2 separate regions of the Homo sapiens genome follow, and region 1 is linked to region 2. A link is a loop called in an ENCODE intact Hi-C map of the cell type or tissue named here. Cell type or tissue: HepG2. All regions are shown on one strand. Each heading gives the region's core, and the rest is flanking DNA. Links, peaks and the distances in the headings are about the cores only.

Evidence for each region. A loop is a pair of places that touch in the nucleus more often than their neighbours do. Peaks named below come from ENCODE experiments on the same cell type or tissue, not always from the same donor. Only the 100,000 strongest peaks of a DNase experiment are listed, where the experiment ranks them.
Region 1: a loop joins it to region 2, with 20 times the contacts of the local background. A loop is called at or near these places in 5 of 110 quality-filtered maps.

Annotation. Positions count from the first base shown.
Region 1 is chr17:34,965,876-34,968,793 of GRCh38, reverse strand. No RefSeq gene overlaps it. Among named protein-coding and RNA genes, the nearest start is that of ZNF830, 5.8 kb to the right of the region's middle. In HepG2, for the core only: no CTCF peak of the experiment used is centred there; no DNase peak of the experiment used is centred there.
Region 2 is chr17:35,560,943-35,563,860 of GRCh38, reverse strand. No RefSeq gene overlaps it. Among named protein-coding and RNA genes, the nearest start is that of SLFN14, 1.6 kb to the right of the region's middle. In HepG2, for the core only: no CTCF peak of the experiment used is centred there; no DNase peak of the experiment used is centred there.

The DNA of each region.
Region 1 (2,918 bases), core at 99-2,598, 590 kb after region 2:
AGTAAGGAAGACACATAGTTGGAAAAAAGTACCTCAGCCCTCTGTTCAAGCTGCTAACTGGCTTTTATGCTGGTTCTGATTTCTGTAGTCAGCTTGATCTTTCTGCCACTTTCCCAAGCAACTTCCAGCTATGTGGGTGGTATTCATTCAACAGGTCTTTACCGAGCTCTATTATGTGTCTGACATTATTTTAGGTTGCAACTAAGACAGACAAAATCCCTGCTCTCATGGAGTTTACATTCTATTGGGGAGAGATGTTAACTTAGATACAAATAAACAAGCTAACTTAAGATAGTGATAAGTTTAGTGAATTCATAAAGTATTGTGAGTGACGGGTGGCTGTTTATGCCATCTGAGAAAGGGACTTTAGAGCTGAGAACTGAATGACTGAGAAGACTGCCATGCTATCTGAAGTCACATTCCAAGCAGAGAAAACCACAAGTGCACAAGCCCTGAGATGTCACATCTGATGGCTAGAAAGCTAGCCAGTGAACTGGGACATAGAGAATTAAGGGGAAATGTGTAGTAGATGAAGTCAGAGAGGTATGTCACAAGGTGGGGGCCCACAGATCACACTCAGCCCACAGTGTTTTTGATATTTCACTAAAAAACAATCCTGACTTGCAATTTCTCTTAAGTTAAAAAAAAAATTTGGGCCGGGTGTGGTGGCTCACGCCTGTAATCCCAGCACTTAGGGAGTCCGAGGCAAGTGGATCACAAGGTCAGGAGATGAGACCATCCTGGTTAACATGGTGAAACCCTGTCTCTACTAAAAATACAAAAAAATTAGCCAGGCGTGGTGGCAGGCGCCTGTAGTCCCAGCTACTCAGGAGGCTGAGGCAGAATGGCGTGAACCCGGGAGGCGGAGGTTGCAGTGAGCCGAGATTGTGCCACTGCACAACAGAACGAGACTCCGTCAAAAAAAAAAACCCACAAAAAACAAATTGGCCATGTCACTATGCCAGGCCATTATTCCTGAATAACAATTGCTTTCAACATAGAGCAGTTATGCTCTCCTGTCCCCTTCCACGCCACTTTAATGGAGCTTACTGTCATCAGTTTGTAAGTAGTAGACATTTGAATTAGCAATCCCTGAGTACCATGTGGGCTTAATAAGGGCTTGGATTTCTTGCCTACCACCCCGCCCCCCAGTGTGATGGAAGCATATAATGAATGGTTTTAAATGATAGAGTGACTTGATCTAAAATTTTAAGATCATTCTGACTACTCTGTCAGAATAGATTGTGATGAGGGTAGGGGGACAGGCAACAATGAATGAGATGTTGGTGGCTAGGGCCAGTGGAGAAAGAAGTGGACAGATTTTAGGCATATTTTAGAGGTGGAATGGACAGGACTTAACTAGTGCATTAGATTTGAGGGAAAGGAAAGAGAATGAATGATGGCCCCCAGGGTTTGTCTTGAGCGTCTGGGTGGCTAGTGGTGCCATTTACTGAGACAAGTCTCAGTAAAATTTACTCAGTAAAGTTTACTGAGACAAGTTCTCAGTAAACCTGAGAACAGGTTTGAGAAGAAAATCAAAGCTCTGTTTGAGAGTTATTATATTTTGGACACCTATTAAACCTTGAAGTGGAATGTTAGGTAGGTACTGAGCCAAGCCAGAAGCTTAGGTGGAAGGCCAAGGTTGGAGGTATAAATTGGGAATCTTCACTACATAGGTGATATTAAAACCCATAGGAAGGGATCAGATCACTGAGGAAGGAAATGTAGATATAAAATTGAATGCGAGGAGTTCTGAGATTTTTTTTTCCCTGTTCAAACTTTGTTTTTTCTTTTGAGAGACAGAGTCTTGCTTTGTCGCCCAGGCTGGGGTACACTGGTGCGATCTCAGCTCACTGCAACCTCTGACTCCTGGGTTCAAGCGATTCTCCCACCTCAGCTTCCCAAGTAGCTGGGACTACAGGCGTGCACTGCCATGCCCACCTAATTTTTGTATTCATTTATTTACTTATTTTTAGTAGAGATGGGGTTTCACTATATGTTGGCCAGGCTGGTCTCAAACTCCTGACCTCAGGTGATCCGCCTGCCTCGGTCTCCCAAAGTGCTGGGATTATAGGCGTGAGCCACCCAGCCCGGCCCTTGTTCAAATTTAAATCTTCTATACTCCTGGTATTATGCAGGCTAATAGACTATTAGTTTGAAAAAGCAGTCTAAGGTTATCTATCTAGTCATCATTCCTATGAATACTTACTCAAACCCCCGGCACAACATCTAGCCAAACAGCTAGCCAATTGGTGCTTGACAGGAAATACACTATTTCCATTAAGACCTTCCATTCTGTGTTCATCAGAATGAGTCCATGTCTTGCTGGACTCTCACCATACCCCTGTGAGGAATTACATATCTTCATTTTATAGTGGAGCAAACTGAGGCTCAGAGACGTGACTTGGCCAAGCTCATTAACCATTAAAAAGTAGAGTGGAAACTTGAATGCAAGTCTTCTGTTCCATGGTTCTTTGCATTACTACACACTAATCTAGTGATTGTTACTATTAAAGATCTTAGGCCTAAATTACATTTTCTCCTGCAATTTTAATTTCATAGCCTATTTTGTCCCCTGGTGTGTAAAAAGCAGTCATTACTTCCATCAATAAATGAAAATTGTAAGGCACTGGACACATATATATTTGAAGGCTAGTTGGATCAGCATTTTTTTTTCTTCTTTCAAGTTAGGGGTATTGATTTAAATCGATAAGTGAAGTTGGGTGAGAGGATACCTTTATAGCCTTTACACTTCTATATTGTGATGACGGCTGAATTAGGGGGCATTCTAAAAAGAGAAGTGACTGGAGGGAGTCCTTGGGACCAATTCTTACAATTTAGGAACAATGATGGTATTCAGTCAAATGCCGAAACCTATTTGACTTAGCTCAGAGAAAGTATAATAATGGAGCTTTCCA
Region 2 (2,918 bases), core at 240-2,739:
GAGTGATGCCAGCAGAGCAGAACTTCGTTGGGCAGTGGCGTCAGCTAACAACAACGACAAAAATAGGGATGTCCAGAGACTTATTTAAGAATGTCGTTTCATCATAAACGAATTGAAGTAGAGATACAGAGTACTTTGCTGGTTTGATTTAGAGGGAGAGAGGTGTATTAGTATTCTGTGGCTGCTGCAACAAATCACCACAAATTTGGTGGCTTAAAACAACAGAAACTTTTTTTTTTTTTTTTTTGAGATGGAGTCTCACTCTGTCACCCAGGCTGGAGTGCAGTAGTGCAATCTCGGCTCGGCTCACTGCAAGCTCTGCCTCCCGGGTTTACGCCATTCTCCTGCCTCAGACTCCCGAGTAGCTGGGACTACAGGCGCCCGCCACTACGCCTGGCTAATTTTTTGTATTTTTAGTAGAGACAGGGTTTCACTGCGTTAGCCAGCATGGTCTCGATCTCCTGACCTCGTGATCCGCCCCCCTCGGCCTCCCAAACTGCTGGGATTACAGGCGTGAGTCACTGCACCCGGCCCAGAAACATATTCTTTTATGAAAACTTATTTTAGGTTCAGAAGTACATGTGCAGGTTTATTATATGGGTAAACTCATGTCACGGGGGTTTGTTGTATAGATCATTTCATTACCCAGGTATTAAGCCTGCTACACAATAGTTATTTCTTCTGCTCCTCTCCCTCCTCCCACCTCAGGTGGGTCCCAGTGTCTGTTGTTCCCCTCTTTGTGTCCATGTGTTCTCATCATTGAGCTTCCACTTATAAGTGAGAACATGCAGTATTTAGTTTTCTGTTCCTGTATTAGTTTGCTAAGGATAATGGCCTCCAGCTCCATTCATTTGGTTATTTTTGTTTTTGCGTTTTTTTTTTAAATTTTTTATTTTTTTTACAGCTAGAAGTTCAACATCAGTTTCACTGAGTTGAAGTCAAAGTGTTGGCATGGGCTGGGCACGGTGGCTCACGCCTGTAATCCCAGCACTTTGGGAGACTGAGGCAGGCAGATCACATGAGGTCAGGGGTTCGAGACCATCCTGGCCAACATGGCGAAACCCCACCTCTATTAAAAATATGTAAATTAGCCAGGCATGGTGGTGCGCACCTGTAATCCTAGCTATGCTGGAGGCTGAGGTGGGAGAATTGCTTGAACCTGGGAGGCAGAGGTTGCAGTAAGCCGAGATCGCACCACTGCACTCCAGCCTAAGCAACAGAGCAAGACTCTGTCAAAAAAAAAAAAAAAAAAAGTGTTGCCATGGACCTGCTGTCTCCAGAAGCTCCAGGGGAGACTCTTCCAGCTTCTGGTAGCTGCTGGCATTCCTTTGCTTATAGCTGCATCACTCCATCTCTGCTTCTGTGATCACATTGCCTCCTCCCCTTTTGTGTGTATCAAAGCTTGACCCAGTTTAGCCACCATCCTCAAATAAGATAACTCACTGCCTCCCATCTGTTGGTTGTTTTTTCTTTTTTTGAGATGGAGTCTCGCTTTGTCTCCCAGGCTGGAGGCTGGAGTGCAGTGGCGCAATCTCGGCTCACTGCAACCTCCACCTCCCAGATTCAAGTGATTCTCCTACCTCAGCCACCTGAGTAGCTGGTATTACAGGTGTCTGCCATCATGCCTGGCTAATTTTTGTATTTTTAGTAGAGACGGGGTTTCACCATGTTGGCCAGGCTAGTCTTGAACTCCTGACCCCGTGATCCACCGGCCTCGGCCTCCCAAAATGCTGGGATTACAGGCATGAGCCACTGCGCCCGGTATCTGTTTTTTTTTTTTTTTTTGAGATGGAGTCTCACTTTGTCACCCAGGCTGGAATGCAGTGGCATGATCTCGGCTCACTGCAACCTTTGCCTCCCAGGTTCAAGCAATTCTCCTGTCCCAGCCTCCCCAGGAGCTGGGATGACAGGTGTCCACCACCATGCCCAGCTAATTTTTGTATTTCTAGTAGAGACGGGGTTTTCACCATGTTGGCCAGGCTGGTCTTGAACTCCTGACCTCAGGTGATCTGCCTGCCTCAGCCTCCCAAAATGCTGGGATTACAGGCATGAGCCACTGCCCCCAGCATCTGTTGGGTTTTCTTTTTCTTTCTTTCTTTCTTTCTTTCTTTTTTTTTTTTTTTTTTTTTTTTTTTTTTTGAGATGGAGTCTCCCTCTGTTGCCCAGGCTAGAATGGAATGGCATGATCTCGGCTTACTGCAACCTCTGCCTCCCAGGTTCAAGCAATTCTCCTGTCTCAGCCTCCCCAGTAGTTGGGATTACAGGCACACACCACCACACCAGGCTAATTTTTGTATTTTTAGTAGAGACAGGGTTTCACCATATTGGTCAGGCTGGTCTCGAACTCCTGACCTCAGATGATCCACCCACCTAGGCCTCCCAAAGTGCTGGGATTATAGGCATGAGCCACCACACCCAGCCCATCTGTTGGTTTTTACCATTTGTTTTTTAATTATGAAAAACAATTTATACTCATTGTAAACCATTAAAAATACAGATCAGTTAAAGATAATAAAGGGAAGAAAAATAAATTAATTAAAAAATTACCTTTAATCCTCCTACCCAGGGATTGCCAGCTCCTAATCTATGAGGATTTTTCTAGGCTGGGTCTTGTGTTTAACAAAGATGAAAAGTAGGAAAAAGAATAAAAATAAATAGAAAAGAACAAGCCATTTAGGAGGTAATGAAATAGGTTAATATTGCCCACAATGAATATGTACAGGAAGCCTAATTTAAAATAAAAACAGAGCTTTGCACACACAATTTTCCAGCGCTGAAGGTACATGTATGATATGTGGAAATGAAGCTCAGTCTCTTAGAAGTGCTAAGTTTAACTTTTTCCATTCACCCCTGCATTTTCTCATTACGACCTCATTCACTCCCTGAGGTCAGACCCTGGCCTGCTAATCTGCCCTGTC